Regions from separate parts of the Homo sapiens genome. Here region 2 is linked to region 1. Evidence: chromatin loops called from intact Hi-C (ENCODE). Cell type or tissue: dorsolateral prefrontal cortex. All regions are shown on one strand. Links, peaks and the distances in the headings refer to the core of each region. The heading gives the core; the rest is flanking DNA. Region 1 overlaps LOC105372633 (a long non-coding RNA gene). Region 2 holds the start of SLC35H1 (solute carrier family 35 member H1).

What was found. A loop is a pair of places that touch in the nucleus more often than their neighbours do. Peaks named below come from ENCODE experiments on the same cell type or tissue, not always from the same donor. Only the 100,000 strongest peaks of a DNase experiment are listed, where the experiment ranks them.
Region 2: it touches region 1 in a loop (3-fold over the local background); 2 of 110 quality-filtered maps call a loop at or near these places.

What each region holds. Positions count from the first base shown.
Region 1 is chr20:46,429,244-46,445,492 of GRCh38, reverse strand. LOC105372633 (a long non-coding RNA gene) reads right to left here. Exons shown (of 4, transcript NR_146919.1): 3 at 11,609-11,857; 4 at 522-1,810. Among named protein-coding and RNA genes, the nearest start is that of ELMO2, 31 kb to the right of the region's middle. RefSeq lists an enhancer at 7,185-7,244. In dorsolateral prefrontal cortex, for the core only: CTCF peaks have their summits at 6,951 and 7,152; a DNase peak (open chromatin) is centred at 7,142; H3K27ac peaks cover 588 bases.
Region 2 is chr20:46,359,785-46,369,093 of GRCh38, reverse strand. It overlaps SLC35H1 (solute carrier family 35 member H1), which reads left to right and starts at 4,669. Exons shown (of 10, transcript NM_015945.12): 1 at 4,669-4,723. ELMO2 (engulfment and cell motility 2) reads left to right here. Exons shown (of 22, transcript NM_133171.5): 21 at 126-203; 22 at 1,534-3,044. The coding sequence ends at 1,734. LOC124904917 (a long non-coding RNA gene) reads right to left here and starts at 4,555. Exons shown (of 3, transcript XR_007067614.1): 1 at 4,374-4,555. RefSeq lists an enhancer at 275-504 and a silencer at 4,529-4,948. In dorsolateral prefrontal cortex, for the core only: CTCF peaks have their summits at 4,445 and 4,655; DNase peaks (open chromatin) are centred at 3,403, 3,733, 4,623 and 5,083; H3K4me3 peaks cover 3,171 bases; H3K27ac peaks cover 4,508 bases.

The DNA of each region.
Region 1 (16,249 bases), core at 3,753-11,752:
AACATGCCCCTTGCTCACTACATTGAGGGTGAAGAGAAAGAAAGAATAGCTATGGCCCTTCGGGAAGCCCAGACCTGGGAGCTCCCCAAGCCAGGGCTATGACTCTTTCTTGGGAGCCCTGTGGTTCCTGGCATCTCCAAGCCTCCAGGCACCACTTTGTTCCCCAGTACCAGCTGTGGAAGCTGCGTGCAGTGTGCCTGGCTCAGCCACAGCCTCACAGAGGACTAGTGCCTGTGCCAGCACCTGGAGCTGCCCACCCCACTGCAGCAGCTGACATGTCTGACTGCACAGTGGCCAGACCCCACGCTCACTCACACACCCCTTGCCACTCCATGCCTGACTTGCCTTTGGCAGACATGGGGTCCAGGCTGGTAGCATGAGCTGAGCACAGCCTGCCAGGCCGAGTGGGCGGAATGAGCCCAGTGAGCCCAAACAAAACTTGGGCAAAGGCACCACTGGCCACAGAGGTTTCTGGCCAGAAAAGCAACACCCCAAAGATCTTGTAACACAGCGAAGCTTACTGCAGGAATGCAGGGCAGTTTTACTATTCACAAATCAGTCAACATAATCCAACATACTAACTGGATACAAAAGAAAATTGATCTTACCAATCAATACAGAAAAAGCATTTCACAAAATACCCATTCATGGTTTTAAAAATGCTCAGAAAAAGAGAAATAGAGGGAATTTGTCCTAACTTGTTAAAGAGCATCTATAACAACTCCACAGCCAGCATCATACTTAACAGTGAAAGACTGAATGGTTGTACCCCTGAGAAGAGGAAAAGGGCAAGGATGACTGCTCTTACCATTATTGTTAAACAGTGTTAGAAGTTCTACCCAATGCAATAAGGTAAGAAAAGGAAATAAAAGGCATACAGATCAGAAAGGTAGTAATAAAACTGTCCCTATTCGTGGATAACATGCTTATCAAAGTAGGAAATCTCAAAGATCTACCAAAAATAAAACAAAAAACAGAAACTCCTAGAGCTGATAAGTGACTTCAGCTAGACTGCAGGAATATGTTGTATTTCTTTATACCAGCAAGGAACACATGGGCACTGAAACTTAAAATACAGTAGCACTTACAATTTATCAAAAACCAAAGTACTTAAATTTAAATCCAACAAAACATGTATGGGGCTTGCATGCTGAGAACTACTCAGGTTTAAATTGTAAGAGATAAAACTTTCAGAAAAAAAAAACAGAAAATATTTGGGATCTAGATAGTGAGGCAAAGAACTACAAAATGCTGATGAAAGAAATTTCAAAAATCTAAAAAAATGGATGAACATACTTATTTATGGATTAGAAGACTTAATATGGTAAAGCTGTCAATTCTTCCCAAGTTGATATAAGGATTTAATGCAATTCTTATTGTTACAGGGTAACTGAGTTCTACTGTAACACCTAATTGGGAAAAAAGGCAAGCAGGTTTTATTCCTGGCCAGGAATGGAGGAGGGAGCTCTTTCTCTAAAGACTCCTTCTCCCTGAGATATGAGAAGCTGGGGGATTTTAAGGAGTTAGATGTGGGGCAGGGAGGTACGTAAACATGTATGGGGAGGAACTCCAGATGTGCAGGTGCAGATCATGAACATGCTTCTTCATATAATGTATATTCAGAAAATGGCAGCAATTATCTTCTATGGGTGAGGTTTTAGCATTATGATGATATGTTAATGATCTAAAGGTAACACGGGGTCGCTGGTTCAGGTTTGTCCCGGTTTCACACAGGCCTTATCTTCCTCTGATAATTGGCAAAGGGTCCTGCAGCTCCCGGGCCATCTGGAGTTCTTTTAAGCAAGCTTACCTATAGATAAAGAAATAGAAAAAATTTAAGAAAAAAAATGAGTTTTTTCAGTTATCTACTGTTTAAGAAAATAATGAGCTTTTTCGGCTGTATCTCTGGGGCTGCCCTAGTAACACTATCAAAATCTCAGCAGGATTTTTTGTAGATACAGGCAACATCATCTGAAAGTTTGTATGGAAAGGCAAAGGCACTGGAATAGCTAACATAATTTTGAAAAAGAATAATAAAATGGGAGGAATCGGTTTCCAGTAATCAAGACTATGTGGTATTGGAGGATGGATAGACACATAGATCAATGGAATATAACAAAGAATCCAGAAATAGACCCACACAAATATGTCCAACTGACATTTTACAAAAGTGCAAAAGCAATTCAGTGGACAAAGGATAGTCTTTTCAACAAAAAAGGTGGTGCTGGAACAGTAAGACATCTATGAGCAAAAAAAGAAAAAAGAAGGAAGAAGAAGAAAGAAAAGAAAGAGAGAAAGAACAGAACTTCACCCTAGGTCTCACACCTTACATTAAAATTAACTTGAAATCAATCTCAGATTTAAATTATAAGAGATAAAACTTTCAAAAAAAATAAGAGAAAATATTTGGGATCTAGATAGTGAGGCAAAGAATTGACAACAAAAGCACAATCCATAAAAGGAAACATTGAACTTCATCAAATTAAAATTTTTGTGCTTCAGAAGACCTTGCTACAAGGATGAAAAGACAAGCTACACACTGGGAGAAAATATTTGCAAACCATTCATATAACAAAGAACTAGTACCTAAAATGTACCAGTACTTTGTTGTATAAATGGTTTGCAAATATTATTATATATCCTCTGATATAAGGAATTCTCAAACCTTAACAGAAAAAAAAAATCAAATTAGAAAATGGGCAAAAGACATTTTATCAAAAAAGATATATAGATAGTAAGTAAGCACATGAAAAGATGTTTAACATCCATTAGAGAAGTGCAAATTAAAAACACAATGAGCTATAACTGCATCCCCATCAGAATGACTAAAATAAAAAATAGTGACAACACCAAATGCTGGTGAGGATGTGGAGAAACGAGACCATCGTACATTGCTAATGAAAATGTAAAATGGTACCGCCACTCTGGAAAACAGTTTGACAATTTCTTTAAAAACTACGCAACTACAACCATAAGAACCAGCAATTTCAATCTTGGGCATTTATCCCAGAGAAATGAAAATTTGTGTTCACTCTAAAAAATAGACATGGATGTACCTAACAGCTTTATTTGTAATAACCCAAAACTGAAAACAATCTAGATGCCCTTCACTGGGTTAAACAAACTGTGGTGCGTGGATACCATAGAATGCCACTCAGTGATCAAAAGGAATGAGCTACTGATACATGCAACAGCCTGGATGAATCGCCAGAGAATTGTGCTGAGTCAAAAAAGTTACATACTGTATTGGTGCTCAAGGGCTCAGGAGGGTCTCCAGATGCCAGTAAGGCCCCAGCTCCAGCTGGTGTCCAGATTATTGGCACCATCACAAGAAAGAGCTCAGGGATGAGTCAGAATAAGGCCAAAGGCAAGAAGCTTTTATTGCAAATTGAAAGTACACACTTAAGAGAGAAGTGTGAGCCTGCTTGAGAGAATAAGTCACAAGTAATGGAGTTTGGGTGTCTAATTTTATGAGTGTTTCTTTAATTAAGGGGTGGAATATCCTGGAAAAGGAGGGGATTTCAGGGATACACCCCCCCACTCCAGTTATTACCCTCTTTCTGCCTTACTTGGTTTTGCCTGGAAGAGTCATGGACATTGTCACCCTGACCAGAGTTTTAGCCATTTTCTTTCCCTTATTTTGGGTTTTCTGTTATGCCATGGTTTCTTTGCCTAGTTCTTGTTTCTTTGACTGATTCCTTCCTTCCTTCCTTCTTTCCTTCCTTTCTTTCTTTCTTTCTCCCTCTCTTTCTTTCTTTCTTTCTTTCTTTCTTTCTTTCTTTCTTTCTTTCTTTCTTTCTTTCTCTCTCTCTCTTTCTTTCTTTCTTTCTTTCTTCTCTTTCCTTCCTTTTTTTTTTTTAAACAGAATCTCACTCTGTTGCCCAGGCTGGAGTGCAGTGGCATGATCTCAGCTCACTGCAACTGCCGCCTCACAGGTTCAAGCGATTCTCCTGCCTCAGCCTCCTGAGTAGCTGAGACTACAGGTACCCACCACCACGCCCGGCTAATTTTTGTATTTTTAGTAGGGGCAGGGGTTTCATCATGTTGGCCAGGCTGGTCTCGAACCCCTGACCTCAAGTGATCTGTCCGCCTCTGCCCCCAAAGTGCTGGGATTACAGGCATAAGCCACCGCACCCTGCCTTTGGCTAGTTCTTTTTTGAGTTTTTCCATCCTCCTGCGACCACCCAGTGCTGTTCCCATCTCAGTATCATTCTGTTTATATAGCATTCTTGAAATGACAAAATTTTACAAATGGAGAACAGATAAGTTGTTGCAGGAGCTAAAGAGGGGGTGTGATTGGAAGGAAGGGAGGGTGGCTACAACAGGGCACCATGAGGGATGCTGGTGCTGATTGACATGTTCTGTATCCTGACTGTATCATTGTCAATATCTTGGCTGTGATATTGTTTTGCAAGATGTTACCACTGGAGCATACTGGGTTAAGGGTACACAGGATCTCCCTGTATCATTTCATACAAATGCATGTGAATCTACAATTATCTAAAAATGAAATTTAATATATTAAAAAGGGATCTTGGCAATGATCCACGCACAATGTGGGTTAGCTGTTACTACTGGGATGGAGAAGGGAAGAGGAAAAGAAAAGAAATAAATCACCTACAGCACTGAGGCATCTACCTTATGTTTGTAGTGAATACAGATTTTCAAAATCATGGCCCCCCAAAATGACTTTCCACAACATGACTTTCCTTTTTATCACTGAGTGGTATTCCCCAGTGCGTGTGCACCACTTCGTTTAACCAACCATTTGCCCAGTGAAGGACATCTAGATTGTTTCAGTTTTGGCTGTTACAAATAAAGCTGCTATGGACACTCATGTCCATCTTTTGGAGTGAACATAAATTTTCATTTCTCTGGGATACATGTCTAGGAGTGCAATTGGTGTGGTATTTTCCATTATTCCTTTAAATCTGTACAATAGGGCTAGCCCTCGCCCTGCACCTGGATGGGACCTCAGGCAGGCAGTCCCCATAACCTCTATGATTGCTCTTAGGTAATAAACAACTAGTAGCTAGTTATGCAAGCAGCTGCATGTCTGACTCTGCATCCTCATTCTGCTTTATGAAGAAGGCCTAATCTAGTCCCATACTGATAAACTAAATCAAATTCAGAGACTTCTGAGTCTTTTCAGATGGAGAACTCAGACACAGTCAGAATTGTTTTTTCTCCTTTCACCTCCTCCTCTTTAGGATGAATGCTGAACTTGGGGGACGGAGGGGTGCACAGATGCACTGCTGAGGCAGTGGTGGGGAGAGAATGCTGTTTCTCCATCCCATCTTGGTAGAGATTGTCTCAATAATTATCTTGCCTCCTGCTCCTGGGAGAAACTGGTCCTTGGCACTGGTGTTGCATGGGGTTCCATGGATACTACTCGCGTGGACCCTAGGCACTGACTTAGTGCACCTTAGCCCACTAGGGTGCTCATCCATGGCGAGGAACCACATCACCCACTGCTTCCCAGCAAGGCTGTCCCAGCCATGTCCTGACCAAACATGACTCATGGTACTCATGGTATAAAATTATAAAGCAGCTTTATTTTTATTTTCCACTGTCCCTTTAAATCTGTTCTATAGGGCTAGTTCTTCCCTTGCCCCTGGATGAGACCTCAGGCTGTCTTCATAATGTCTCCGGTTGCTCACAGGTAATAAACAACTAGCAGCTAGTCACGCAGGCCCCTGTACACTGAGTGAGGAGACCTCCGTGTGTTTCCTGTGTCACTGCTTGCTCCCTAGGGGAGAGACTGGCTTATTTGCTGCTTGCCACAGTGTTTGCTGCTTTCTCAAAGTATGCTGAACCTTTGGCCTTGAGTTCCACAGCTTCACGGCAGCCCATGGAGTGGGTAGCATCCATCCGAGCCCATGGCGTCGCCTGTGGGACCTGAGGGCAGGGAAACCAGCGCAGCTCTGCAGATGCACATGCTGCTTGCTGCGCTTGGAGTGAGAAACTGTCTTGCTCTCATCCGTTGCCTGCCTTGGGGACCTCTAGAGCCATGGCAGGTTTACTCCTGGCCATCCTCAGTGAGCCTGGGGCTCTTTCCTAACACCCTGTCTACACTGCACCAAGAGGAAGGAGCAGCTCCCTAGGGGAACCAACCCTCCTGAGCCATGCGAGTTAGACTCACAGGACCCTGGTTCCAATTCCTCATGTGTGGTTTAGTCTTACCTGAGTATCTCTTTCTTTTATTTCCAACTTTTATTTTAAGTTCAGGGGTACAGGTGCAGGATGTGCAGGTTTGTTACATAGGTAAATATGTGCCGTGGTGGTTTGCTGCATAGAGCATCCCATCACCCAGGTATTAAGCCCATCATCCATTAGCTATTCTTCCTGATGCTCTCCTTCTTCCCACCTCTGCCCTTTGACCCCCACCCCAGTGTGTGTTTTTCCCCTCCATGCGTCCATGTGTTCTCATCACTTAGCTTCCACTTATAAGTGAGAACATGCAGTATTTGGTTTTCTGTTCCTGCGTTAGTTTGCTAAGGATAATGGCCTCCAGCTCCATCCATGTCCCTGCAAAGGACAGGATCTTGTTCCTTTTTATGGCTACATAATCCATGGTGTATATGTACCACATTTTCTTTAACCTCTACAATTGATGGGAATTTACTGGGGAAGCATCAAGATTTTCTTCTGCCACTTCTGCCTCTGTTTCTACAGAGCCTCAGTTTTTTTCTCAGTCTTTGTGGAACAGCCCTTTGCAAAAAGCCAGCACCGCAAGACTTAACCCAAGTCATTCTCACTCCTCTTCTGCTCCAACTTCTAGGAGAAAAGGGAAATCATCAGGTGATAATGCCCTAAATATCCCAAACTTCTACCCTACTCCTACCTGCCCCTCATCTTCCTTTCTGTCTCAGAGGCCAGGGAGGGGACTCCCCTCTAAAGCCAGTAAGAACCTGGCTTGGGAACTCCAGAGGAGGGGACTGTGGGCTTTGGAGTCAGAGAAAAGTGACTCTGAATGCCATTGTGACTTCTCACCACTGTGTGGTTCTGACCCAGTTATTAAACTTTGCTGGGCCACAAACCCAAGCCTAGCTCTCAGTGCACGGCCTGTGATGGATGCTGGGCAAACAGCTGCTAAATGAATGGGCTGCATTCAATTTATTGGAGGATGTTCCTGAAATGCCCAGCAGAGAGCTCTAGTTGCACAGAAAAGACTCTGCCACTTCTCTGCCTGGGTTGAAAGCTCTCTGCCTGCCAACCCCTTTGCCTCATTTCGGGCTCCCATTTTCATGAACCTACATCAATGCATAGCTCTGGCGAAACACTTTTTTGCAGTTATGTGTGTCACTACGCTTCCATCAAAGAGTCAAATCAGATAGCTTTACATTTTCATTACAATACTGCTTTTTCCCTGCCTACTTGGATTTTTTTCTGATGGGAATAAGTCATGATTTCTCAACAGGTCAAGAGAGCCCCCACAGGAATGAACATTGGTTCTTAGGATGCCCCCAACATCTTAGCTGTTACGTCTATTTGTGGCCCTCCAGGAGACCACAGTACGTAAACAGACACACAGTATATCTGCAGTATTTTATATATATATATATATTTTTTTTTTTTTTTTTTTTTTTTGAGACAGAGTCTCGCTCTGTCACCCAGGCTGGAGTGCAGCAGCGCCATCTTAGCTCACTGCAAGCTCCGCCTCCCAGGTTCATGCCATTCTCCTGCCTCAGCCTCCCAAGTAGCTGCAACTACAGGCACCCGCCACCACGCCCAGCTAATTTTTTGTATTTTTAGTAGAGACAGGGTTTCACCGTGTTAGCCAGGATGGTCTCGATCTCCTGACCTCATGATCCACCCACCTCGGCCTCCCAAAGTGCTGGGATTACAGGCGTGAGCCACCACACCTGGCCAGTATTATATTTTCATGGGGAGGTGGACAATTAAAAAAAAATGTAAAATGGTTCCTTGGAGGAGCTATAAGTTTAAAAATAAGCGTTGAGCAACACTGAAATGAGGGAAGATGAATCAAGAGAAGATACCATCATTGTCACACACTTGGAGTTAGGGACACATAAGTCTTTCCTGGAACGTGGGGTACGCATGACACTGTCCAACCTCAGCAGTTCTAACTGCAGGTCCTGTCATTGTTTAAAACATCCCACGCACCTCACCCCCACCCCAGGGAGAACTTAAGTTCCAGTGCTCTGCTCTCATCAACCCCAGAGTTTCCTCTTGCTCCTTCATACTCCCTCCCTCCCATCCCCCAATCCCCAAGGAACCACTGATCTGTTTTGTGTCACTCTAGATTAGTGAGCATTTTCTAGAGGGTGTTATATAAGTGGAATCATAGCCCAATTTATTCTTTCATTCACTTGGTGGATATTTGGGTTGTGTCCAGCTTGGGGCTGTCGTGAATAAAGCTGCTATGACTATGAATGTATAAGTTTTTGTATGGACATATGTGCTCACTTCTCTTTTTTTATTATTGGTTTTTTAGAGACAGGATCTCACTCTGTTGCCCAGGCAGGAACGCAGTGATGGGGTCACAGCTCACTGCAGCCTCAACCTCCAGGGCTCAAATGATCCTCCTACCTCAGCCTCCCAAGTAGCTGGAACTACGGGTGTAGATCACCACATCTGATTAATTTTTTAAAATTATTTCTCTTGAGTGAGTACCTAGGAGTAGAATCACTGGGTTTTATGGCAAGCGTTTGTTTGACTTTTTAACAAAGGGGCTGATTAAAGTCTCTTTCCCCAGGCAGTGGGGCCTCTCTGGGGGAGGGAGCCACTTTCTGTAATTCAAAAGGATTCTTTCCTAGGAAGACTTCTTAAGAGATGTCAAATATTCATATCCATCCTTCAGAGAGCAGGGAGTTGACAACCACATCCAGTTAGGCCAAGACAATTTTCTGGAACATCTCTCCAGAGGATGGAAAACACATATTACATATGTAATCTCTGGCATGACAGAATATATTTGCTATAATATAAAAATGTGAAAAATACATTAAAGTATTGTAGGAGAGGAAAAATTTTACCTTACCCTTTTAGAGTTCTTTTCTAACTGGGCCTGAAAATGAAATTGACATGAGACAGATCAACAGGAGAAAAGCACACACAGTTATTTAATGCAAGTTTTACCTGCACAGGAGCCTTCATAAGGAAACAAAGGCCCAAAGACGCTGTTAGAGATGAATGCTTATAAACTGAAATGGACAAAGTATCATAAGTCATGAAAGTGGGACGAGGCAAAGGTACTGGGGCTAGGGTCATTGATCAGGTGGAGAAGTGACTAGGAAGATAGGAATTAGTTGAACCGGGTCTGTGTGTAAAGGTTTCCCACGACCTCACCTTCCTGTCCTTGATAAGAATGTTACTTTCTTTCTGTTAAAGGGAGGGCATCTTTCACATGGGAATTTTATGTCCTGCTTTTAAGTAACAGAAGGAAGATCAAGGCAATCTTCTTGTACCTGCTGTTTTTCAAGTGCCTTTAACTCAAAATAGTCACTATGCCAGAGTGGCATATTTTTAACTCCTTCAGTATAAAGAATAAAGTTAGGCAGGGCGTGGTGGCTCATGTCTGTAATCCCAGCACTTTGGGAGGCCGAGGCAGGTAGATACCCTGAGGTCAGGAGTTTGAGACCAGCCTGGGCAACATGGTGAAATCCCGCCTCTACTAAAAATACAAAAATTAGCCAAGCATGGTGGTGTGCATCTGTAGTCCCAGCTACTTGGGAGGCTGAGGCAGGAGAATCACTTGAACCAAGGAGGCAGAGGTTGCAGTGAGTTGAGATCGTGCCACTGCACTCCAGCCTGGGCAACAGAGTGAAACTCTGTCTTAAAAAACAAACAAACAAAAAAGGATAAAGTTAAATGGCCCATAATATTGCCACAGAGAGGTAGGTATGGCTGACAGTCTGCTGTATGCCTAGAGAGTCTTTTTCTTGTGCATATTATACATAGAAATGTCTGACCACTAAGATACACATTTTCTACAATTTAACATTCCTGGTCAGGTAGTTGAGGGTGATCACTCCTCAAAAAAAAGTCACACTCCTTCACTTAGTTTCCAGACCAGAACCAGTTTTAGTGTTTAAAGCACATGAATTGAAGGAGAGGCTGGCTTCCTAGGAGGACCCTGTGATGCCATGACAGATGGCCACACGCTGGAGAAAGAGGAACACTCAAACATCGAGAACTATTGGCACAGGGTCCAGATTGACATTTACCCAGGAACCCAAAGCATCATCGTAGCCTCCCTATTAAATCGAGGGCATATGAAGGGCAGGAAATAAATGGGATCCTGGCCGAAGTCTGGGTTACAGCGGGTTCACTAGACCCATGGGCCAACCCCATGGCCATCTCCCCAGTCCCCAATTGGAATAGACATGTTGGCAATTGGCACAGCTCCCATGCTGGTCCCTTGGCCCATGGGGTAGGAGCTATCAGAGTAAAGAAGACCAGTGGAAGCCTCTGAAATAGCCCCCAACACCCCAACCCAACCAAATGAGTACACTTTTTAAAATGTCACATCCATCCAAAGAGGAATATTAGAGACCAGAGCCATCCTTAAAAACCTAAATGATGCTGAGGTGGCAGTCCACTCATAGCTTGTGTAATTCACCAGTCTTGCCCCTGCAAAACCCAGACATATTCTGGAGGATAACAGTGGACTACTGCAAACTCTGCCAAACAGTGGCCTCAATGCAGCTTCTGTGCCATGTGTGGTACCTCTGCTAGAGCAGATGAGCACAGCCTTGGGCACCTGGCATGCAGCCATCAATGCAGCTAATGTGTTCTTTTCCATCCCTATCAAAAAAACAGTATCAGAAGCAGTTCACATTTGGTGGAGTGGACAACAGTACACATACACAGTCTTTCCCAGGGGTTATCTCAACTGTTTGGTGCTGTCATGACATAATATGAAGAGGCCTGAACTGGCTGGACATCCACAGAATATCACACTGGTCCCCTCTATTGATGACATATGCTAATTGGACCGGGTGAAGTGGCTAGAACATGTAGGACTTGGTAAGACACAAGCACTTCAGAGGGTACAAGACTAAACTCTTCAAAAGTGCAAGGACTTCCAAATAGGTTAAAAAATTGAGTTCCATGTTCTGAAGCATGCTAGAACGTTCCCTCAAAAGTAAGGGCAAAACTTTTCTATCTTTCATCTCCCATCACCACCAAGAAGAAAGTGCCATGCCTATAGACTTCTTTGGGTTCTAGAGGCAGCACATTCCAAACATGAGAATACTGCTCTGATCCAAATATCTGGTAAAAGGAAAAGCTGCTGCCTTTGAGAGGCACCAAGAGTAGAAAAGAGCTCTGCAGCAGGTCCAGCCTGCAAAGCAGGTATCCTTGAAGCTTTGGCCACATGACCTAGCAGGCCCTATGGTATTAGAGATATTGGTGGTCAGAAAAGACATTGAATAAAGTATATGGCAAGTCTCACTGGGAAAATCACAACTCAGATCCCCAGGGTTCTGGAGCAAGTCATGTCATCTGCATCAGAGAATTACACACTCTTTGATATATAGCTCTGTATTAGAGTTATCCAGAGAGACAGAATCAATAGGATCAATCTTTCTAGATCAATAAATCAATTTAGAAAGAGATAGATGTATTAAGGGAATTGGCTCACATGCTCATGGAGGCTGAGAAGTCCCACAACAGGCCTTCTGCTGGAACTGCTGGGTTGCTAGTAGCATGGCTGCCCAAAAGCCTCAGAACCAGGAAGTTGCTGATATAATTATTAGTCTGAGGCCAAAGGCTTGAGGATCCAGGGGGCTGCTGTTGTAAGTCCAGAGACTGCTGTTAAGTCCAGAGTCTGGAAAGCCTGGAGAGCCTGGAGTTCCGATGTCCAAAGGCAGGAGAAAAAAGTGTGTTCCAGCTCCAGGAGAGAGAAGAAGAGAGGGAGGGAGAGAGAGAGAGAGAGAGAAAATTGTTTTGTTTTGTTTTGTTTCTGCCTTTTTTGTTCTATGCGGGTGCCAGCTGATTGGATGGTGCCTGCCCATAATGAGGGCAGATCTCCTCCTCTCAGTCCACAAAGTCCCAGGCCACTGTCCTCTGGAAACACCCTCACGGACACACCCAGAAGTGATGCTTTACAAGTTCTCTAGCTATTCCTTAACCCAGTCCGGTTGACACCTAAAATTAACCATCACAAGCTCCTGAGGGCTACTTGGCCCCGGAGGGAGGGAACACCCGATCACGGGAAAGCAAACGATTGTGCAGCCAAAACTATCCACAATGAGTCAGATATTTGTCAGATCAACCAAGTCATAAGATCAGGTGGGCCCAGCAGCATGCCAGAATAGAAGTGGGACATGGAGGATTGAGCAGAAGGAGGACCAGATGGCATAAGCGAGCTGCGTGAGCAGGTAACCAGACCCCCATCTCATCCACCTGTTGTCTTGCTCTCAGCTCATACTGATGGCTGCATGGGGTGGAGAGAAGGGTCCTTTATGACCAGCCAACAGAGGAGGAAGGAGCCTGAGCTTGGTATATGGATCAGGTGCCCAGTTTTGATGGTAAATGGACACGTACATCCATCATGGCCTCATACATGAGAGGCATGGTGACCAAGAAGGGCTCAGATCGCTTAGGAATGAAGGTTGGGGTCACACCATCAGGTAAGCTACCAAGCCCAGCAGAGGTGCTGAGGGTGAGGGAAGCTGGAAAAGGGTAGAGGTTTTCTGAGCAGCTGCCTATATCGGCAGCTCTCTGCTGCAAGGAAAATTAAATTTCTTACATATTTAAACCACTGTAAGTTGGGTTTCTGTTACACCAATTCTGACTGATATAGTATTTCTAACAACAGCATATGGCTGGTTTTTGTTCTTCAATCCTATTTAATGAACTTTGAGTTTTAATGGGAGAATTCGGCTCATTTGAGGTTTGTGTAAACCTGGATATAATTTATTTCATTTCTTCCATTTTAACTCAGGTTCACTATTTATTTTACTTTGTCCTTTCTCTCTTTTTCTTGTTTTTGATGGCTTGGTAACATGGCCATTTATTAGATTTTTTTTTTCTTGTAGATTTTTTTCTTTTAGATTTTCTTATAGATTCTTATAGGTTTCTTAGAGAAGCGCTATACTTTTCCATGCCATGAGTGGTTATCTGTATTTTTTTCACATTCAGAATAAAATACACAATTGCAATTATATAATCCTCCATTATGTGAGAAAAGCATCTATTTCCCCACATTAAAGAGACCTATTTGTAGTATTTTTCTATATCCTCAGCCCGCAAAGATATTGAAACACTTTTACCTTCCATCTTCTTCCACCCCTTCCCTAAATACTAGGCTGAGATCCTTCAGGACTTACAGTCTGACATTACTATTAGTCTTTCTTTTAGGATTCCTCTTCTCTCAGAAATCTGTAGATATACTTACAGCATAGTTTGCTTCCACGGATGCAGATGAGAAGTCAAATGACATCTCATTGTTTCTTTGTAAGTTACTTATTTTCCCTCTCTAGAAATGAGTAAGCTTTTATATTAACACTTGAGATTTCAGTCATTGTTTTCAGGACATGGCTAAAGATGAGTATTATTTTGTGTAAGTTCTGTTTGGAATTCAGTGGGTCCTTCAAATCTCAGATCAAGTCTTTATTGGAAAATTTTCAAGGACAATTTCCTCTATTATTTGTTTAATTATTGCCTGTCTTCCATCTGCTTTATTTTACAAATTTCTATTATCCTAATAATAATAATTCCAACATAGAATAATCCAAATATGCAAGTATTTGATTGCCTGCATCATTTCCTCAAACTGTTTATTTCACCTCATAATTTTCCTCTCTTTGCATTTTTGATTTGTGTTTTGTTTCATTACTCCATTTGGCATTCTAGGTCAGGTTTCAACAGTGACTCTGCAATCCTTTGATTCATCTCTTGAAATTTTTAGTCTGAAAATGAGATTCTTTAGATCCAGAACATGTGTGTGTGTGCATGTGTGTGTGTGTGCATGTGTGTGTGTGCATGCGTGTGTGCGTGTGCATGCATGTGTGTATGTGTGCATGCATGTGTGTGCGCGTGTGTGCATGCGTGTGTGTATGCGTGCGTTTATGCACACTGTATTTGTGGTTCCTTACGTGTTGTTGTTATCATTGTTTTTGGTTCAGGCTGTCCTCTCTCTCCCCCAGAAGGTTTGTAGCTGTTGTTCTCTGCAATATGCTGGTTCTTTCACTTTCTCACTTCTGGGTCCCCCAGGATGGGTTGGTATTTTCCTTTGCTGACCCACTGGGGCCCATGTTCAGCTGCTGGGGATCTAGAGCAAGGCCAGTCTCTCGAGTAATGGATGTTGCAACAGTCTTTGACTTGCTGGGTCCGCTGGCAAGTGGTTGGTCCCAAAAGGTCTCCCTCTGCCCGCTAGTCTCTTCAGCTGCAAAGACTGGCATTTTCCCAGTTGAGGAGAGGATTTAGCACTTTTGTTCTCCCCCACAGCTTTGTATGAGCTGGAACAATGAGACCATAGAGTGCTCACGGGGGCAGCTGCAGCCTCTCCCTTGGGAGGTCCTTGGATTTCCGTAGGTCAAGTGTTCCCGATTTCACTTTTCTTCTGACCATTACTCCTGGGCTCTGCACCTCCAGTCCCCGGGCTGTCGTGGGGCTCAGAAGCAGAAACTTGCTCTGCCAACTCCCTTCTTCTGGACCCCAGAGATGCACTAGATCTCTAAACCCCAGAAGCTGCTTGGCTCACAAAAGGTTCAGTAGCTGGTTTTAAATTGAAGGATGAAGGCAGCACAGATGTATTCAACAACCATCCCCGCAGAATTCTCAGAGGAAATTCCACTATATTCTAAATGGCAGAAATGTGTTCACAGACCACAATGCAATAAAACTAGAAATCGCCAAAGAATAGCCAAACAAACAAAAACCTCATTACCAACAAAACCCCTATAGACATGAATATTCAAAACCTACTCTTTTAACTATCTATTGGGTTCAAAAGAAAAATTAAAGTAGAAATTATAAATTATTTCTAATGAATAACAATGAGGGCACAAAAAATAAAAAATCTGTGAACTATGACCGAAGAAGCATTCAAAGGAAGATATACAGGCATATCTCAGAGATAATGCAACTTCAGTATCAGACCACTACAATAAAGCTAATATTGCAATTAAGTGAGTCATATGAATTTTTTGGTTTCCCAGTGCATATAAAAGTTATGTTTCCTCTATACTGTCATCAATTAAGTGGGCAATAGCATTATGTCTATAAATGTACATACCTTAATTTTAAAATACTTTATTGCTAAAAAATATTGATGATCATCTGAGCTTTCAGTGAGTCGTAATCTTTTTGCTGGTGGGAGGGTCTTACCTCAGTGTTGATGGCTACTGACTGATGTGAGTGGTAGTTTGCTGAAGTTCGGGGTGACTGTGGCAATTTCTTAAAATAAAACAACAATGAAGTTGGCTGCATCAATCAACTCTTCCTTTCATGAAAGCTTTCTTTGTAGCATGTGATGCTGTTTGATAGCATTTATCCCACAGTAGAACGTTCAAAATTGGAGTCAATCCTCTCAAACCCTGCAGTTGCTTTATCAACTAAATTTATGTAATATTCTAAATCCTTTGTCGTCATTTTAACGATGTTGATAGACTCTTCCCCAGAAGTAGTTGCCATCTCAATAAATTGCTCTCTTTGAGCATTCATAAAAAGTAACTCCACACTCATTAAAGTCTTCTCATGAGATTGCAGCAGTTCAGGCACACCTTCAGGCTCCACTTCTAATTCTAGTTGTCTTGCTATTTCTATCACATCTGCAGTTACTTCCTCCACCGAAGCCTTGAGTCTCTCAAAGTTATCCATAAAAGTTGGAATCAACTTCTTCTAAATTATTATTAATGTTGATATTTTGACCTCTTCTCCTGAATCACAAGCATTCTTGATGTAATCTAGAATAGTAAGTTCTTTCTAGGAGGTTTTCAATGTATTTTTCCCAGACCTATCAGAGGAATTACTATTTATGGCAGCTATAGCCTTACAAAATGTATTTCTTAAATAATAAGACTTGAAAGTCAAAGTTACTCTTTGATCCATGGGCTACAGAATGGATACTGTGTTAGCAGGGATAGGAACAACATTTGTCTCCTTGTACATCTTCATCAGAGTTTCTGAGTGACCTGGTGTTTTGTCGATGAGCAGTAATATTTTGAAAGGAATCTTTTTTATTCTGAGCACAGTTCTCAACAGTGGGCTTAAAATAATCAGTAAACCTTGCTATAAGCAGATGTGCTGTCATCCAGGCTTTGTTGTTACATTTATG
Region 2 (9,309 bases), core at 1-8,000, 73 kb after region 1:
TTGATGACATTCATCTGAATCAGCATGTTTGGTGATGATGCCGAGTCACTAGGACTTTGGCCAAGATCTTGATGTGCAGACCCCAGGCTGTTCCATCGCTCTAATTTAAACCCTTTCTCCTTCAGGAGGTGTTGGAATTGGCCTTCTCCATCCTGTATGACCCTGATGAGACCTTAAACTTCATCGCACCTAATAAATATGAGGTGAGCAGTGTGGCGCTGCCTTAGACAACAGAGCTATTTCTGTAACTCTTCAGTTGGTGGCAGGAATGAGCAAAACAGGAAAGTCCCCTGTGGTGGGTGGCTGCAGTGTATATTGAAGCCTAGGAAGGCTTTGAGAAGAAGGTGGCATTTCAATAGGATGGGAATGTCTCAAAGGAGGAGCTGTGGTTGGGGGGGCACCCAGATGAAGCAGCAGGTATCATTACATAATGCTGGACCTGAGGTTCCTCCAGGCGCATTGGGTGGCTGCCAAGGATCTGTCACACTCTGGATTGTTTATCTGTGAGCTGGGCTCTCCACATTACTCTTCAGCAGCAGCCATAGGTTGTCATTACAAAGATAAGGTCAACTAGGAATGAGTCATTTACCTGGGACTGGGAAAATTCTCCCCTTTTCAGTTTCTCTGTGGTCAGCTACCCAAGAGAACTTGACAGATCCTTCCTCCTAGGGGCTCCTGGTCACATGTTGTAATGGATCCAGTGTGGACTTTGAAGCCAGATGGAACTGGTCCTTCTGACAAGGGCCCTGTAGTTCCATCTGCAGCACTGGAAGATACTAGATATTAAATGAGTGATTGCATTTGAGACCCTATGTGCCTGGTGAGCTCTGAGAGCCATCACTGGGAACTAGAGGTGGGACTTCTGGCAGAGGAGACACTTGGGCAGGGCCTGAGCTGCCGCTAGTGGAATTTGGTTGAGAGGAAATGAAGAACAAGCAAGTGGGGAACCAGGTGAGCAACGGTGTGGAAAAAGGAAAATGGCAGCAGAGGAAGCAGGAAGAGTCAGGGAGCGGTGGGATCAGAAGGCTTCCTGGTCACCCCCTCTTAGCATGAGACCCACCAGTTCCATTTCTTTAGTATTTACTCTTTAATATGTATTGACTGGATTATTTTTAATTTTGTTTTCGGGGGGGCGGGGCACAAAATTGAGATCCCACAGTGACTTCTGTTTGTGTCTTGCTTCTTTTCACCTAATACATATTTCCCTTCTCTCGCTTCTGATTTTGGGTAACTTCAGGTAGATGATGCCCCAGTACTCAGATCTCATTTTGCTGTATTCGTTTATTGCATTTTTAGGTTCTCCTTCATATTATTGTAAGGAGTTGTAATATAAAACCCCTTATAAAAACCAGATCTCTTGAGAAAGTGAAGGATCACCTCCTAATTTATCTTTGCTATCATTCCAAATCAGTTTTGCCTATACTGATTAGTTCCAAAAGGAACTGTTGTGAGCCCCATCAGAAAAGAGACCTTGGCAGGATCTCCTGCTGACCAGGGGTCACGATGTGACATTTTGCAACTTGCTCCCCACAGTACTGCATCTGGATTGATGGCCTCAGTGCCCTTCTGGGGAAGGACATGTCCAGTGAGCTGACCAAGAGTGACCTGGACACCCTGCTGAGCATGGAGATGAAGCTGCGGCTCCTGGACCTGGAGAACATCCAGATTCCCGAAGCCCCACCCCCCATCCCCAAGGAGCCCAGCAGCTATGACTTTGTCTATCACTATGGCTGAGCCTGGAGCCAGAAACGACGGTACCCAGGAGAAGGGATTTTGGGCCCAGGAGAAACACTTACATTCTGGTGCCTTGTCTTTTGCTTGTACAGAATCTGTAGTGATTTTGGTGGCCAGTAAATGCCAGCCATTTCTCAAACCCACCTCGGACCACCCAGAGTTTCCTCTTGGTCCCTGTCTACTAAGAGTCATGAAGGCAGGGTGCTCTGCCCACTCCATCACCATGAAGCCTGGGATTGGGCCACGAGGAACAAACAGCAGATGCCCTTGCCTTCCAGTCCAAGAAACTGCTTCTTGAAATGGATTTAACAACAGCCACTCACCTTTTCCTCCTGAGCCTGCTCTCTGATCAGCTGGATCCCCACGTGAGCAACAGCTGGCCCAGGAAAGGCTGCCTGCAGAGGACAGGTGTGTTGGGCGTGTTGAGAGCCTTGAAGTGACTACCTGTATCTTAGATCTGAGTACAAGCCTGAGGCTTTTGCTTTTGTCTTTTTTGATGAGGGCTCACTCCAGCTTCATATGGTGCCAAGACGTTGCTGCTTCTGAGGTTGGCTCTAACATCTCTGGTCTTTAGAGCCACCAGATCTCTCTGGCCCATACAGATATCAGAGCAGACGGAAATTTCTCCCTGCAAGCGCTCAGTCTCATCCCAGCAAGTCAAAGACCTCCTGGCCAAGTCCTGCCCTCTTAAGTCTCCAGGAACGCTGCAGGGAAAACCCAGCTGAGGCCTGGGCCTAGACTGTGGTGAGGTCACTAGATTCTACTGCTCTTCCCCCACATTAATACCTTTTCCTTCCTCAGAGAGAAATCTCCCCTAACCTGAATTGCAGCCCCCTCCAGTTTGCTTTCCTTTGGCCTTCCAGACCCCAGGAAGTTGGCCTTCCCTTCCTAGTGCTATGGTTTCTGCCATTGGCCATGATTTCAGGGAGCTGGCTGAGGCCGGCTGAGGCCACACCTGTGCCAGTGGGGCTTCCCTGGTGCTGCAGCACTTGTAAACCACACACACAGCCTCTCTCCCTGGACATACGTTAGCACATTGGCATTCAGTATTGGTGGCCTGGCATGGTAGGTACTACCCAATGAAGAGTGTACTATATATTTTCATTACTATAGGCCATACTTATACAGACGTGTATATATATTTATATAAGATCTACCTATCTTAGGATGGAACCTTGGGGAAAAATAAAATTGAGGGGAAGTAAAAAGTATGTAACACTTCCAGTTGTGAGCCAAGATTGTAACCAGAGAGCAGCCAGGAGCTTCCTGTCAGTAACCATGTTTTCAATAAATACTCTTTCATGTACAAACTGTGGTTCCTGTTAACAGCTGTTTGTCTGTACTTGCCCCCTGCCCAATGGTGAAGATTTCACCTTGACAAGACTTGATCTCCATGTATCTGGGAGACTCTGGAGAGCTCCAGCTGGAGCCCTTAGTCACCTTCCAAGAGTCCCTTCCTCCTCATCATTCGCTCCTCCCACACATACACACACACAGACACACACCTGCTGGTTAAGAGTGTTCACAGATTGCTGCACTGGGACGAAGCGTTTTCTGCTCAACCCTGCTGGGTACAGCAAGGTAAGGCATACTGTACACCCCCATGAACACATCCTCCCTCTTCTCCCTGCCAGGGACACAGCCAGGGAACAGCTCGAGTACTTGTGCCTTACAAAGAAGACACGCTCTTTACCCTGTGTGTTGCCTGTGCATAGTGCCCAGCCTTCCAGCTGGTGTTTTAGGCTGTTGCTCCAAACCTTGGCCTTGGTAGCTGGGAGACTTAAATGAGGGTGGTGATGAAAATAGATCTCTTGCCTCTGAGAGAGAAGGGTGTGAGGACAGGCTCTTTCAAAAGGCATAGAAAGTGCATGCAATACAAGCCTGAGGACTGAATAAAGCCAAGACCTTGGGCAGTGATGGGTACCATTGTAGGTGCTTGGTAAGCACTGAATGAACTAATGCCTGCATGATGCCAGCTGGCGGCGGTGACAGCCGCAGTTTGCATAAAACACTGCTTACACTCTGGCCTTGAGCCTTCTGTTCAGAGGGGCCAGGGATCCCAGCTGAGTCACTTGTAAGGATCCATGTTTGCAGCTGGTCTTACTGCCAGAGAGCCCAGGAGGAGGCTAGAGGAGGGCGAAAGGCACAAAACTGGGTCTGAATGTGCAACCCTAGCTTGCCCTGGCCTAATGTTCTTGACTGCAAATGCTGCCCTTTTAATCCATCCCGCAAGATGAAGAAAATCTGAACTCCCTAGGCTGGCATTTTGGGGCCACTGCAACCTGCCTCTTGGCTACTTTAACCACCACAGTTACAAACAACCTGTGAGCCCCAGGCACGGCTGGAGCTTTCTCACCCTCCTTTAGGATTCTCCCATTTCCTCTATCTGGGATGCTCTCTCCCTACTCAACCTATTGAAGTTGAGATAATTCTTAGAAAGTTTCATACAGAAAATATTTCACAAATGTTTCGTATTACTTCTGGATCGCCCAAGTTTTAAGTTGTAATGGCCCCAGCTGGCCTGAGCTCCCAGAAGAAAAAGCCCATGAGATACTTATCTTCGTGGTTCATTCCATGGTTGCCCAGCATTAGACTGGACATAAGAAAAACAATTTGTTCAGTAAAAGTAAACAAGTTACCATTTTTTGGATGCTCACTGTATGCAGAACACTAGCAGGCACCGGGGTTCCAAAGCAAGCCCCTGATTGAGCGCGGGAGAGACGCAGACAATTACACGGCTGTGCTCTGAGCCTGAGGGACTTCGCGGAGGACAAAACTACGCTGTACCTCAGAAAGACCAGACCACCTCAGAACCCGACCACAACAGACGCCCCGCCCCCGTGCTGCCCCGCCCCGCCTTTTCGCCCCGGCTCCGCCCAGCCCCTGGGTAGCTTCCGGCGGAAGTTACCGCCCGTGCCGCGGTTCGGCGGCGGCATCCGGCCTCGCACTTCCGGTGGGGAGATTCCGGCCTGGAGCTCCCAGGGCCGAGGTGAGTGGGTGTGCGGCCGGCCTCCCGGCGCACTCCCAGAGGCTGGGGGGCCGGGGCTGGAGAAGGGAAGCGGGCTCCCCACCCGGGATCTGCGCGGGTTGACATGGGGCACGCCACGCCCCTGCCCCTCCCCGGGCCTCAGTTTCGCCGTCTGTGGAGGGGGCAGGGGTCTCCAAGCGCCCTCCTGCAAGGCACCTGCCGGACGCCGGCTCATCTGGTATTTCCTGAGCACCTGCGACGTCCTGGGTGCGGGACCCGGGCCGGAATCGGACACGGCCCTGCCCTCTGAGGGGCTGCTTCCCGCGGTGGGATTGGGGCGGGCAGTAAACACGTGAGCAAACAAGGAAACGTCAGAGGTGGGAGTGCCACGAGGATTGGGAGGGGTGGGGCATTGGAGAAAGTATTCAGCCAAGCGGAGGTCTGCGGAAGGGAGCTGAAGGCAGGAAGAGCAGCAAGTAAAGAAAAACACAGGTTTGATGTGTTTGACACGTGGCAGGGGGCCGCTGTGGCGGGTGCTGGGACCAGTGGCAGAAGAATGAGGTTACAGAGGCCTTCCTTGTGGACCAGGCTGAGGAGCTGGGCTTAGCCTTAGGGCATGATCTGTTTCGTGTGCCATCTCTCTGGCTGCTTTATAGATTCCAGGCCTTAGGGGCGAAAGAGGAAACAGGGAGACCAGTTAGACCAGTGGCAGTCAGCAGGTGAAAGATAATTGTGGCTTAGACTGTGGTAGTGGGAATGGAGAGGAAGAGAAGTAGAGGGGTCAAGAAGTGTATTGAAAGTGGAACTGACAGGGCAGGATTTGAGAAATGACAGAAATAAGTGGTCAAAGATGACTTCATCATAGATTTTTGGTTTTGGCTTAAGTAACCAAGTGTATTATGCTGGCATTTACTAAATGACTTTGGGATAGATTGGGAGCGTGAGAAATAATTACGAAATCTTCTTAGGGCATCTTAAGTTTTAGATATTTGGAGTGCAGCTACCAAATAGGCAGTTAGATATATGAGTCTGATACAGAAAAGGTCAGGGCTGATGTAAAGAATTTAGAAATCATTGGCAAGTGGATTGGGTAGGATGAGATTATGTAGGGTAAGATTTAAGAGAGAAGAGAAGCCAGGTTCCAAGCTTTAGGCACCCAATTTTTATAGATTGAGTTGACAAGAAGGTGCCAGCAAAAAAGACCAATAAGGAGTCCAGAAAAGCAGAAGAAAAACCAGGAGAATGTGGTATCGTGGCACCCAAGAGAAGGTTTTTTCTAGGAGGAGGAAGTGATCCATTGTGTAAGGTAAGAATAGAGACTAAGCCGGCCCGGCACGGTGGCTCACGCCTGTAATCCCAGAACTTTGGGAGGCCAAGGCGGGCAGATCACCTGAGGCCGGGAGTTCGAGACCAGCCTGACCAACATGGAGAAACCCTGTCTCCACTAAAAATACAAAATTAGCCGGGCATGGTGGCACATGCCTGTATTCCCAGCTCCTCGGGAGCCTGAGGCGGGAGAATCACTTGAACCCGTGAGGCGGAGTTTGCGGTGAGCCGAGATCACGCCATTGCACTCCAGCCTTGAAACTCCATCTCAAAACAACAACAACAACAAAAAGAATAGAGACTAAGCCTTCGAAGGGGCAGCAGGGAGGAGGGTGTGGTGACTCATTGGAGCAGTGGAGATGGGCTGAAGTGAGAGCAGGGGGTGAAGGAGTTGGACTGGCAGTGCGGGGTCCTCTGGGGAAGTTTCACTGTTAAGGGGACCAGGAGGGGAGTAAGCCTCTACCATGAGCCAGCATTTAATGCTGTACCTGATGCCACTTTACAGTTGGAGAAACTGAGTCCAGAGGTCAAGTAACTTAGGGTCACACAGTAGTGAGTAGGGACACCAGGATTTGATTCTCAGTGTCTAACTCCAAAGCCCACACTCTTAAGCACTAAACCATGCTGCCCAAGTTACAGTTAGGAAGATGGAGGGAAGCAGGTGTGCCAGTGATGCACCAGCCAGCCTTACCTTGATGTGACTGCTGCCCCCAGCTAAGCTGCTCTCTGTGGAAAGTGGGGCAGAATATGGACTTTCCTTCCTGAGCAAATGAGATTTCAAAAAGAGTTGTTTACTCCTTTAAATCTTGTTTCCCTTATAAAATAAGGGTGGGGACCTTTTCAGTTTCACGTCTGTGTCTCCAGTGGTGGGCCTACAGGAGTGCTTGATAAATGCTCATTAAGTGCCTAGATGATCTCCAGGGACCCTTCTAGCTGAGATTTGGCTTTGTGTTTGGGCATAGGTGACCTTCTGAATCCCAATAAGAAAATAAGTTAAATTTGAGACAGTGCTTCTTGTAGGCGGGGTAGCCATAGGGACTTATTGGAGGCAGGGGAACTGGGCCAGGTCTGTGAAGGAAGGTCAGCATTTGAACAGTGGAGGGAGGGTGTTGCGGTGTTGCAGTGCTGCAGCAGGAAATGCAGCAAAAGCAGGAGCTGCAAGAAGTTGGTTAACAGAAGAGTGAACAGACTTCCCTGGCTTGGAAGCCACAGGAGGAGCCATGAGGGAAGAGTGCTCAGAAGAAAGCTCTGTTAGTGCCAGCATGTCCTGTGAGTGCCTGTCACAGGACAGGGTCAGCAGTGGTTCTCAACAGGGAGCAGGTTTGATCCTCAGGTGACATATGGCAGTGTCTAGAGACATTTCTTGGGTATCACAACTTGGGATGGGGGGAAGGATGTGACAGGTGTCTGGTGGGTATGGGCCAGGGATGTTGCTAAACATCCTGCCATGTAGAGGATGGGTCTTCTCACAAAGAATTATCTGTCCCCAAACAGCAGTAACGCCCAGGTTGAGAAACCCTGGCGTAGAGGAAACAGTGTGGGTTTTGAGATCTGTAGACGTATGTTTGAGGCCCATGCGCCCTCTTTGTTGGAGGAGCCTGATGGTGGTGGTTGCAGGAGAAGTAGAGAGAACCGTGTAGGAGACTCCTGCAGTCATTTGGGGAGAGGATGGTGGCTGAGATGGTAGTGGTGGAGTTCAGGACATGTGCTCATATTTGGGATATTTCTGAAGATAGAGCTGACGGTATTTATTGATTGAATGTGGGCTAAGGGGAAGAGAGGAATCAGATGAGCCTAAGGCTTTTGGCCTGAGCAACTAGGAGAGTAGTGGAGCCATTTGCTGGGATGGGAAGTAGGAAGAGGAGCAGGCTTGGATGAAATGGGGGTGTGGAAAACACGAGTCAGTTTCAGACACTCTAGATGTGAGTGAGATGCCTGATATTAGATATCTAAGGGAAGAAGAGGTTAGGTAGGCATTGGATATTCTTCTGGAGTTCACATGAATCAGAGCCGGGGCATATATTGGGAAGACATCAGCTTACAGAAGGCATTTGAAGGAATGAGAATGCATTAGGTCAGGTAGGAGTCTCAACTCATTGGATCTGACACCTCTTTTTTATTACAAATATTTTGTAACAGTCCCTTTTATTACCCTAAAATGAAACATATGATTAATAAAAACTGCCTACACATAATTTTTTAAAAATCAACAAATGCAGCCGGGCGCGGTGGCTCACGCCTGTAATCCCAGCACTTTGGGAGGCAAGGCGGGCGGATCACCTGAGGTTGGGAGTTCAAGACCAGCCTGACCAACATGGAGAAACCCCATCTCTACTAAAAATATAAAAAATTAGCCGGGTGTGGTGGTGCATGCCTGTAATCAGTCCCAGCTACTAGGGAGCCTGAGGCAGGAGAATCGCTTGAACCTGGGAGGCGGAGCTTGTGGTGAGCCGAGATTATACCATTGCACTCCAGCCTGGGCAACAGGAGCGAAACTTCGTCTCAAAAAAAAAATAAAATAAAATATAAATAACCATGCCCTATAACATAAAAGGAAAGTAATTGATAGTAAAACAAAATATGTTTCAATATGTAAGTTTCTGGGCACAATAGTGCTGGAAGTTGCAGTGAAGCTGTCCCTTCTGTGTGGACCCTCTAGGAGTGTGATGGCCACAGACACAGACTGACACAGCCGTGTTGTGTCGCACCTCGAAAACCACTAGTGCCATTGCTGTAGATGATGTGGTTTTTCCAGAATGGACACTTTTGGTGCCATTTTGAGACCAATTTTGACCATTTTCAGTCTCCCTTCATTGTACATAGGCGTCTTATTCTTGGAAGTGTTAGTTCACAGCAGAACCATGGAAACACTGCACTGTGTTTACATGTAAACAGAGTTACATTCTAGGTTCAGATAATTATAAGCTAATCTTTCACCTATATGGATGTCAAAGTCGTGCGGGATGCAGAGCAGTAATTGGCTATGTGGACTGCCCCTTCTTTATCCCTGCTTACTGAACGCCAGGAGCATATCCCCAAAATACCGCCACAGGTTTCCAAAGCTCCTCTGAAGACAACTGTAGCCCCAGAGATTCATTTGGACACAGCCAGCTCCCTGTTTGCCCCGGGGAGGGGAAATAGTAACAAGAGTTCCAGAGTGCAGAATGGAATGTAACTGCTCCCTTCAGAAATGTTGGGGTGGGAGATGGAGAATGTGTCTGATCGTGAAGCCTAGGAAGGCTTCGAGAAGAAGGTGGCGTTTCAATAGGATGGGAATGTCT